Regions from separate parts of the Homo sapiens genome. Here region 2 is linked to region 1. The links are chromatin loops, found by intact Hi-C in ENCODE. Cell type or tissue: sigmoid colon. All regions are shown on one strand. Links, peaks and the distances in the headings refer to the core of each region. The heading gives the core; the rest is flanking DNA.

The links. A loop is a pair of places that touch in the nucleus more often than their neighbours do. Peaks named below come from ENCODE experiments on the same cell type or tissue, not always from the same donor. Only the 100,000 strongest peaks of a DNase experiment are listed, where the experiment ranks them.
Region 2: it touches region 1 in a loop (1.8-fold over the local background); 6 of 110 quality-filtered maps call a loop at or near these places.

Annotation. Positions count from the first base shown.
Region 1 is chr16:14,986,021-14,991,448 of GRCh38, reverse strand. The region is part of intron 1 of PDXDC1 (pyridoxal dependent decarboxylase domain containing 1); the gene reads right to left. It also overlaps the pseudogene LOC728138. Among named protein-coding and RNA genes, the nearest start is that of PDXDC1, 14 kb to the right of the region's middle. In sigmoid colon, for the core only: no CTCF peak of the experiment used is centred there; DNase peaks (open chromatin) are centred at 1,403, 2,684 and 3,148; H3K4me3 peaks cover 537 bases.
Region 2 is chr16:15,031,648-15,036,950 of GRCh38, reverse strand. PDXDC1 (pyridoxal dependent decarboxylase domain containing 1) reads right to left here. Exons shown (of 23, transcript NM_015027.4): 17 at 5,045-5,216; 18 at 3,972-4,090; 19 at 3,552-3,673; 20 at 2,573-2,665; 21 at 2,398-2,494; 22 at 1,398-1,502; 23 at 1-935. The coding sequence ends at 676. Among named protein-coding and RNA genes, the nearest start is that of NTAN1, 22 kb to the left of the region's middle. In sigmoid colon, for the core only: no CTCF peak of the experiment used is centred there; a DNase peak (open chromatin) is centred at 3,400.

The sequences.
Region 1 (5,428 bases), core at 243-5,242:
CACGCCTGTAGTCCCAACTACTTGGGAGGTTTAGGTGGGATGATCACTTGAGCCTGGGAGGTTGAGGCTCTGGTGGTGAGCCATGATCACACCACTGCACTCCAGCCTGGTCAACAGAGAACCTGTCTCGACAACAACAAATACACACACACACACACACACACACACACACACACACACATATCTATATACATATATAATACATATATATACACACAAAATAGTTTAGAAGCCACATTGTGTGAACATGCATTTATAAACACTAAAATCCCGTGTAATGACAAGATGCTTAAACTGAAAGGCAGGAGGGAAATGCAGATTCACAATCCCCAGGTGAATCTCTGACTCTGGAGTGTACATGCAGTTTACGTAAACGTAAACTGGCTTATGTTTAAATTGTTCTTGCTGGCCGGGCGCAGTGGCTCACGACTATAATCCCAGCACGTTGGGAGGCCGAGGTTGACGGATCACCTGAGGCCCAGGAGTTCGAGACCAGCTTGGCTAACACGGCAAAATCCCGTCTCTACTAAAAATACAAAAATTAGCTGGGCATGGTCACGTATGCCTGTAGTCCTAGGTACTCGGAAGGCTGAGGCAGGAGAATCGCTTGAACCCAGGAGGCGGAGGCTGCAGCGAGCTGAAATTGCGACACTGCACTTCAGCCTTGGCGCCAGACCAAGATTGTCTCAAAAAATTAAATAAAAATAAATAAATCATTCTTGCTCTTCAGGGAGTAAGCCCAGGGGGGAGTGGGTGGGTAGGAAAAGCAGCACTGATAGTTAAGTTTGGGTGAATAAATGTGAACAATGACTCCAATGCCATAGACCCTCACGTGTTTGTTGCATTAATTGGATAATTCAAAATATAAAGTATTATCCAGTTTCAGGATAATATTAAGATCTAAACCAATGAATGCTCTATGAAAAGTTGTAGATTAACTGATCCCTTAAAACTAAAAACAGCGTCTTCATAAGCTTCTACTGGGGGCAGCTACCACTTTCTTCATCACATTTCTTATCCTCAATAGCTGTGGGCAATGCCAAAATAGCTGTATGATCAACATTAATAAACAACACCAGGGCAACAGCCAGACACAAACCTAAATGAAGAATTAAATTGTAGGAGAAGGAGGAGGAAGCAGCGATGGCGGCTGCTGCGGCGGTTGCGGCGGGGGCCGGGGTGGGCGCCGCGGTCTGGGCCGGGCAGTGAGGCACGGGCGGCCGGGCCGGTGGGCTGGGCGGCGGGCCCGGCGGCCGCCCTCGCGCCCTTGCCCGCGCCTGGCGGCCCGATGTGGCTACAGCAGGGGCTCAAGGGGCTGCCGGGACTGCTGTCGAGCAGCTGGGCCCGCCGCCTCCTCTGCCTGCTTGGCCTCCTACTGCTGCTTCTGTGGTTTGGGGGGTCCGGCGCGCAGCGGGCGGCGGGCGGCCTGCACCTGCTTCCCTGGTCCTGGGGTGAGCCGGGCGCCACCGAGCCGTCTGCCTGCCTGGAGGCGGCCACCCGCGCCTGGCGCGGCCTGCGGGAGCGCGGCGAGGCGGTACCGCTGGGCCCTGGAGTGCCGGCCCTGGTGGCCAACGGCTTCCTGGCCCTGGACGTGGCTGCCAATCGGCTGTGGGTGACTCCCGGGGAGCGGGAGCCCGCCGTGGCGCCGGACTTTGTGCCCTTCGTGCAGCTGCGCCCGCTGAGCGCGCTGGCTGAAGCTGGAGAGGCGGTGCTGCTGCTGCGGGAGGGGCTGCTGCGCCGCGTGCGTTGCCTGCAGCTGGGGTCCCCAGGTCCTGGCCCCGTGGCCGCCGGCCCCGGGCCCGCCTCCGTCTCTGGCCTTGCCGCGGGGTCCGGCCGCGACTGCGTGCTGCTGCAAGAGGGCTTTCTGGCGCACAGGGGCCGACCCCACGTCTACCTGCAGCGCATCCAGCTCAACAACCCCACGGAGCGCGTGACCGCGCTGCAGACTGTGGGGCCCACTGCCGGCCCAGCCCCCAAGGCCTTCACCAGTACCCTGGAGAAGGTCGGAGACCATCAGTTCCTCCTCTACTCAGGCCGGTCCCCGCCTACGCCCACTGGGTTGGTGCACCTGGTGGTGGTGGCCGCCAAGAAGCTGGTGAACCGCCTCCAAGTGGCTCCCAAGACGCAGCTGGATGAGACGGTGCTGTGGGTGGTGCACGTCTCTGGCCCCATTATCCCCCAGGTGCCCAAAAGCAAAGCAGCCAAGGAGCTCAAGGCGCTGCAGGACTTGGCACGGAAGGAAATGCTGGAGCTCTTGGAGATGCCAGCGGCGGAGCTGCTTCAAGACCACCAGCTCCTCTGGGCTCAGCTCTTCAGCCCAGGAGTGGAAATGAAGATCACTGACACCCACAGGCCGTCTGGCCTCACCGTGAACCTGACGCTCTATTACATGCTCTCCTGCTCGCCAGCCCCGCTGCTCAGCCCCTCCCTGAGCCACAGGGAGCGAGACCAGATGGAGTCGACGCTCAACTATGAAGATCACCGCTTCAGCGGGCACGCCACCATGCACGCCGAGAACCTGTGGCCGGGGCTGCTGTCCTCCGTCCAGCAGATCCTGCAGCTCTCTGACCTGTGGAGGCTGACCCTCCAGAAGAGTGGCTGCAAGGGGCTGGTGAAGGTGGGTGCCCCAGGCATCCTGCAGGGCATGGTGCTCAGCTTCGGGGGGCTGCAGTTCACAGAGAACCACCTCCAGTTCCAGGCCGACCCCGACGTGCTGCAGAACAGCTATGCATTGCATGGCATCCGCTACAAGAACGACCATATCAACCTGGCCGTGCTGGCGGATGCCGAGGGCAAGCCCTACCTACACGAGTCCGTGGAGTCCCGTGGCCAGCCTGTCAAGATCTATGCCTGCAAGGCAGGCTGCCTGGACGAGCCAGTGGAGCTGACCTCGGCGCCCACGGGCCACACCTTCTCGGTCATGGTGACACAGCCCATCACGCCACTGCTCTACATCTCCACCGACCTCACACACCTGCAGGACCTGCGGCACACGCTGCACCTCAAGGCCATCCTGGCCCATGATGAGCACATGGCTCAGCAGGACCCCGGGCTGCCCTTCCTCTTCTGGTTCAGCTTGGCCTCCCTCATCACCCTCTTCCACCTCTTCCTCTTCAAGCTCATCTACAACGAGTACTGTGGGCCTGGAGCCAAGCCCCTCTGCAGGAGTAAGGAAGATCCCAGTGTCTGAGTGAACTAACAGTCCTGCTTTCAGCCACCATTTGCACAAGACACCCAGCACTGAAAGTCCCACTGCCAGGAGCAAGGGATCCTTTGGAAGCACCCGCCCTTTGTGCCTTGTTGGGGGAAACCAGTGACGCAGAAGCGAGTGTGGATACACCAGAGTTTGCATTGGAAGGAATGAGTGTCACGTGGGGAGGGAAGGGGCCAGTGGACCTTTTGTAAGCTTTCCACTCAATAAAATGAACCTGTATGGCAAAAAAAAAAAAAAAAAAAGAATTGTATAAAGATGTATAAAGATGTCTATTAGTTAGTACATAGGAAAATGTTTGATAATGTTGGCAGAAAAAAAAAACAGGCCAGGCGCAGTGGCTCACACCTGTAATCCCAGCACTTTGGGAGACCAAGGTTGGTGGATCACCTGAGGCCAGGTGCTTGAGACCAGCCTGGCCAACATAGCAAAACCCCGTCTCTACTAAAAATACAGAAATTAGCCAGGCGTGGTGGGGGGTGCCTGTAATCCCAGCTATTCGGGAGACTGAGGCAGGAGAACTGCTTGAACCTGGGAGGCGGAGGCTGCAGTGAGCAGAGATGGTGCCACTGCACTCCAGCCTAGGCGACAGCAAAATTCCATCTCAAAAAACAAAAAAACAAAGGAAAAACAGTATTCTATGTCAAGTTCCTCGGAAGAATGTCAAATAATTTCTGAATCCCTTAGCACTGAGTGCAGGGTCAGACACAGAGTAAATATTCAATCAGATTTATGATCCTTATAATTACTAATACTTACTGGGTTGCTTACTATATTCCAGGCATTGTGCTAATAATTAACGCCTCTACACACATTACTTCCTCACAAGCCCCAAATCATAGTACATTTTAGAGCCAGAATTTAAAACTAAGTAAAATTCTAGGACCAGTGCTCTTAACCACTGGGCAATACTGCTTCTCAATTTTATCAAGTAAGTAAATGAAGCAACTCAACACTTTAAAAAAGCTTGTACTCAAAAATCATATTTAGAACTAAGGTTTAATTTTAAAGATTATCCTTGCTTGATTAATGTTTTCACCTGGGAAGAAAGTGACACTTTACAGGGAAAATTTCTACTTTACAACAGTCTCAACCAGATGGCCGTAAACTCATCATCCAGATCAGGGCATTTTTTTTTTTTCCTTTTTCCACCAACTCTTAAACCCAAGCATTTTTAAGAGTGAAAGCATGGCCACGCATGGTGGCTCACACCTGTAAAACCAGCACTTTGGGAGGCCAAAGCAGGGCAGATCACCCAATGTCAAGAGTTTGAGACCAGCCTGGCCAACATGGTGAAACCCCGTCTCTACTAAAAATACAAATATTAGCTGGACGTGGCGGTGTGCGCCTGTAGTCCCAGCTACTCAGGAGGCTGAGGCACAAGAATCACTCGAACCTGGGAGGCGGAGCTTGCAGTTAGCCAAGAACGCGCCACTGCACTCTAGCCTGGGCAGCAGAGCAAGACTCTGTCTCAAACAAAAATCCCAAAACCAAAAAAAGTGCAACAAAGCATTTACAGAGTGGGTATATCTACATGCACATTTTCTGATAGATACTAATTGCTGAGAATTTAGACACAGTTTTACCTCTCTACAAATTCATAAATTATATTTCAAGTACAGTTAATTCTGTTGTATAAATGACGTGGGTTCAATATTTTTGCTACAATTTTATCTAACACAGTTGCATGATAGGTATGATTTAATTCTCCTTTCCTAAGAAGAGCCATTCAATTGCATGCTCACTGTCACAGAACTGAGACTTTTTTCGAGATGCAGTCTCATTCTGTCTCCCAGGCTGGAGTGCAGTGGCTTGATCTCGGCTCACTGCAACCTCCGCCTCCCGGGTTCAAGTGATTCTGCTGCCTCAGCCTCCTGAGTAGCTGGGATTCCAGGTGCCCGCCATCACGCCCAGCTAATTTTTTTGTATTTTTAGTAGAGACGGGATCTTACCATGTTGGCCGGGTCAAACTCCTGCCCTCAGATAATCTGCCTGCCTTGGCCTCCCAAAGTGCTGGGATTACAGGCGTGAGCCTCTGCACCCAGCCAGAACTGAGACTTTAATAGTTAGCTCATTTTATAAAACAAGCCCTACTATTCATACCTTCGTGAGCATTTTTTACAAACTTTTTTTTTTTTTGAGACATGACCTCGCTCTATTGTCCAGGCTGTCACAGTGGCGTGATCATAGCTGGCTGCAGCCTTGAGTTCCTGGGCT
Region 2 (5,303 bases), core at 281-5,280, 45 kb before region 1:
CAGGAGGAGACTTTACAGTTTCTCTTTACAAACGGTATATAATGGGAGAAATGGCCTTGTGGCAGAGGACAGTCCCAGACAGCAGCCTTGCCACAGCTCAAGTAGACACAGTCCTTACTAAGTCTCCACGAAGAGCAGTAGCTGGGGAGGGCTTCTGATGCTCTTATTTACAATCCCACAATCACTGCTCTCCTTCAAGTCTAGCAGTCCCACTGTATATTGCAACTTGATCGTACTAAAGACCGACAGCAAAGGATACAGCCAGTCTCGCCTCTGTGAAGTGTTGCAGAGAACCTGGAGAGTGCTAATGAAAAGCTGTTTTACCAAAAAGTTGCCACGGGCAACCTCATATACTTAGGCTTATGTTTAGAAAGAGCAAGGGTGCTACTGGTAGACACTTGAAATTCGAAGTGTTTTTTGTGAATAAAATGTGTTTATGGTAACTTAGGGAAAAGTCGTAGTAGGACAGCAAACGTGGTTCTACATGTACATGAAGTTAGACAAGCTGACTCCCCTCCTAGAAAGCCTACCTTTCAGGCACATATTTGTGCCAAAATCCCAGTGAAGCACAAACAACAGTAATTTATATTAGTATGTGGCACAGTTCACATTTCCAATAGAACTTCATCTTCCCTGAAACAATACTCAGTACAGTCTCAAACCACACAATGAGTCTCATCTTAAGCTCTCCGGTCCTTCTACCTGTGAGTGGTCATCTTCTGGGTGTGGGACCCCTTTCTGGAAGGCCTCGGTCTGGTCGGTGTGCTGAGGGCTGGGAGCCCCTGGGTGTCCCTCAGTGCTGCTGGCCTCGAGGGTGATCTGCTCCGGCCCACTGGATAGGCGCTCCACCTTTTCTAAGTCTTCAATGTGACTGACTGAGCTGGTCTCACTCAAAGCATCTGAACCTCGCAGGGACCTTTTAAAAGGCTTCTGGCCTACAGAAAGGGCAGACAGACTGCGCTGAAACTCAGTGAGGATACTTCTGCAACACAGGCTGTCTCTGCAACAGATAATTGCTTTATTTCACAACACAGCTTCAGCAGAAACCTTTACTGGCTCTGAGGTGTTTTAGGAGATGAGAAAACCGAGAGCTGCTAGCTTGACACCAACATGCTCCCCAGGCCGGGGAACTCTAAGGTCATCTTCATTAGGAAACGCCCAGGAGGGTAAACACCACAGTGACAATGTCATCTTTCAAGACCCCAACTTCCCCTTAGCGCACTACCGTGGGATTTCTTCAAGGCTGAATCCCACGGCTACCAAGATGGTTAAAGAGATGGTAGTAGTTGGTCTTAAGAGAAATAGACCTCTGGAGTTCAAGAACCCAGAAAACAAACGCAAGTAACAGTCAACAGGGGAAACCTGTTACCTGAACTCGGTGCAGAGGCGTCACTTACCTGGAAGCCTCTGCTTGGTGCGACTGCCCGAGGGCGTTGGAGGCAGCGTGACTCCTGCACCTTGTGCTTTGTAGACATATATGGGTTCTGTGGACTCCAGAGAGCCTGCGGGAGAGGAGAGGGCTGGGTAGAAGCTACAGGCACAGGCTGCCCTTGAAGACACCACCTGCCCTCACACAGCCTTGCTCCCCAATAACCTCCTTCCAGCCACTGAGCCTGCCACAGACTGGTGGAGAGAAGGGCACTTATGAATGTGCCGTGAGCTAGAGAAAGCCACCTCACAGGGCCAGTACCGCCAGCATCCGCCAGCAGTATGGCGTAAGCACACCCAGGGAGCCAGGCCCAACAGGGAAACGTACTGTAGCCACAAGAAGTGGGTGCCTTTTTGCTGAAGGCTAAGGCTTGGCAGATTAGAAATCAGATTATCTTTTGCTTTCATGACAATGGAGTCATCGTTTCCTGGGAAAGAATGAAGGAAGGGGCTCGAGTGTAGGAAATTATTTCCTTGGTAGAACAGGAAAGGAGTCACGGACTGTTAACACCCTCCCCACATTCCAGCGGCTGAAACGCTTGCTGGCTGCCTGGTTCAAAATAAACCGTGCCAGCACTCCATGCTTCAGTCTCTGCATTGCCACTTGCAAAAGCTGTCCTCTGCTGGGGCAGAACACACATGAAGACAAGAAGTATTAACCCTGAACCAAAATGCCCAAGACACAGCACCCTGAGAGTCTGCACGGCTGAGTGGGCGTGTCCTCATGGCCTTGCGGTGGTGACAGCTGTGGAGAGTGGGTAGCTGCTTCCTTGCTGTTTCAGCCGCCAGGGTGCGGTGGGGAGGAGGACAGGGCACACCAGAACTTGTCTCCTCAGATGTCCGGCCCACACCCAGTGATGAAGAACGGGAACCAGGGCGGGATTCTCAGTGGGAAGTGTTGGGACCCAAGGGCATTTGGTGAAACCTCCCAAGGTCAGCAAGACCTGGGAAGAGGCTATGCCGTCCTACCTGCTGTCAAGTTAAAAGTTCTTCCCTTCTGTAAAGCCTGGACCGGAGAAAACCAATTCAGCACGGAGCCCACTACAGGGATCTGCCGCAACACCCCCTGCAAGACAGGACCAGAGTTCAGGGCCACCTGGCCTCACGGCGGCTCCCCCAGCCTGCTGCCCATCGGGGGCCTCACCTCTTCCAGAAGCCGTTCTTCACTTGCCTTCTGCAGCTCCACTTGAGCTTCCTGAATGCCTTTCCGAACCACTTCTGTCATGTTTTCCAGAAGCTGTGGCAAGACCAAGAAAGACATTACTTGTTTAAGGTTCTCACCTGGGGCCCAGAAGAGCTAGTAACACAGCACTGAGGGAATTTTTCAAAAGCAGGTCAATGAAATCCTGCATTGAAAAGCCGGCGTAAAACGAACAGAAACTCAAAGACAAGCAGATAACATGCTCATAGAGGCCTAGGCAGACACACCTTGGTGACCAGCCTCATTTGCTACGTATTCTTGAAAACAGAGAAGTCATAAAGTCAGGCTGGAAAGAAACCTTAAGGAGTCCACCCAGAAAGGAATGAAGCTGGCTTCTCGGCCGCATGTCCAATGGCTCGTGTCTCTCTCCTTTCAGAGCAGTCTTACCTTGGTCCCTCTTCTCTCCTTTTGAGTGATTTTTAGGGAAGTAATCATCTGTTTGGAGGATACCTTATCAGCCTTGTATCCTGGTCCTCCATGCTAAGGGACCCACAGCAGTAGGTCTATTCCTGGTGGGAAGTGCTATAGGGAAGGGGTGTAGGGGGAACCACACATACAACAGCCCATTTCATTCACCCTCAGGACACAGCTCCAGAGCAGAAGTCCTCCCTGACCTTGGTGGCAGGGGTGAATGTGTCTGCCTGAGTGTCCAGCTACCCGCCCTCTTCTCTAAGGCAGGGTTACTACACAGCGTGGCTATGTGGATCTTTCCCCCTGAGCTTGTGAGATCACTGGGGCATGGGCTGTGTCAAACCTACTTGGCATCTCTGACACCTGGCACAAGGCCCAGCTTACAGGAAACATTGACAGACTTTGAGAGACAACGAACAGACATCCCAAGGGCAGCTGCTTTCCTCGTGGCCCCTGCTGTTTGGTGGGACAAAACTCAGAAGAGGAATGAACACTGATGGGTGCTACGGACCCTCGAGTTCTCCTCTATCTCCCGGGCTGTGGCCGCAATGGTCTCCACGAGCTCAGCAGCATCGACGTTGTCGCTCGCCATGCCGACATAAAGGCAGCTCTTCATGCTCTTATACTCAGGGCCTGCAAAGGTAACGAGACAAACTTGAGTTTCTCAGTCCTCTGTCATGGGTGAGACGTGGACCTACTCTCCTGTTCAGGGTCCTGACCACACACAAAGGGGTCTCCTCCATGGAGATTCTAAGGGCGGAGAGAAAGGCCTGGCAAGGCTGCAGAAGGGGAGGGAGGTCTCAGAACCGCATCTTCGCCTGGAACCCAGCCCGAGAGGCGCTAGCCCGCTAAGGGATGAGCCGTCGTCTTCAAAGCCGGTTACCAAGTGTCCTTCCAAACCCCACAGCTGACTTACAAAGTAAGCAGTTACCTATTTTAAAGGTTAGGTCAGATTCCAGTTCATTTAACTTCTTCAGGAGTCCAGCATGGATGTTTTCCCCTTCGGGATCTGATTTCAAACTGCTCTTATCATCATTAGCATGTTCATACCTAAAACAACATCAAACCACAGCATTTCAGCTTAAAAGATCAAATGTCTCTTCTGATACAGGATTAGAAACCTCTAAATATTAGCAAGACAATGCAGTGGAACCAGTGGGCAAAAGAGCTACTGCGAGTGTCTCCAGACCACAAACTTTCTGGAAGTGTGCCAGGAGTAAAGAGAAAGTCACAGGAAAGCCTTTTTTTTTTTTTTTTAAAGCAGGGTCTCACTTGGTGGCCCAGGCTGGGGTGCAGTGGCATGATCTTGGCTCACTGCAACCTCCACCTCCTGGGCTCAGTTGATCCTTCCATCTAAGCTTCCCGAGTAGCTGGGACTACAGGTGTGCACCACCACCTCTGGCTAATTTTTGTATTTTTTCTAGAGATGGGGTTTCGCCATGTTGTCCAGGCTGGACTCAAGCTCCTGGCCTCAAGTCATCTATGCTCCTGTTGGCCTCCCAAAGTGCTGGGATTACAGGCATGAGCCACCGTGCCCAGCTGAAAGCCTAAGTCTTTAGTTCCATACAAGGTCTGGAAGTCTCATGGGCAATACAAAAAGAGGTTTGCCTCACCTCTGAAGGCGAGAAAGCAGCCATAGGACTGCACCCAGTTCTCTCCCCGAGAGCTGGGTTCTTTTTCTTACTGATTTGCAATTCTCTATATGCCCTGGATAGTAACCATTCTCAGTGAGTGATATATACCTGTTGGCATCTTCTCCTAGGTAGCTGAGAGTCGGCACCTACAGACAGAACATTCAGCAACTCCCCTCCCTGAGCGCCACGCTGGCCAAATTGCCTGCTTGCACTGTGCTTTTGTAAATGCCCAGAAAACCGAGTTGCATTTTCGTTAAGCATATTGTGACTACACGTTCATCTTGGATTTCTAAGGTGGTTCAGAAAATGACCCACTCATGTTCTTTATACAGAAAAGTCTCCAACATCAAGCGGCAGGCCAAGACTTTACCTGACAACCCCTATTCCAGACCAGTTAGGGTCATCAACATATAGGAGACCTGCTGTTGCTTCCACTTCCTGCTTGAACTCTTCACGCAACTGGAGCGTACAGCACAGCACTGGCAGTTTGCTTTCTATGCAGGCTACGAGCTGATCCACATCCTCTCCCCGAGTTCCTAAAACTGAAGATGTTCACAATGTCAGAGAAATGCTCACGAGATGGCCAATGACAAGAGGGCAGGGCTCCCTCTTCCACTACTGGGAAGGTC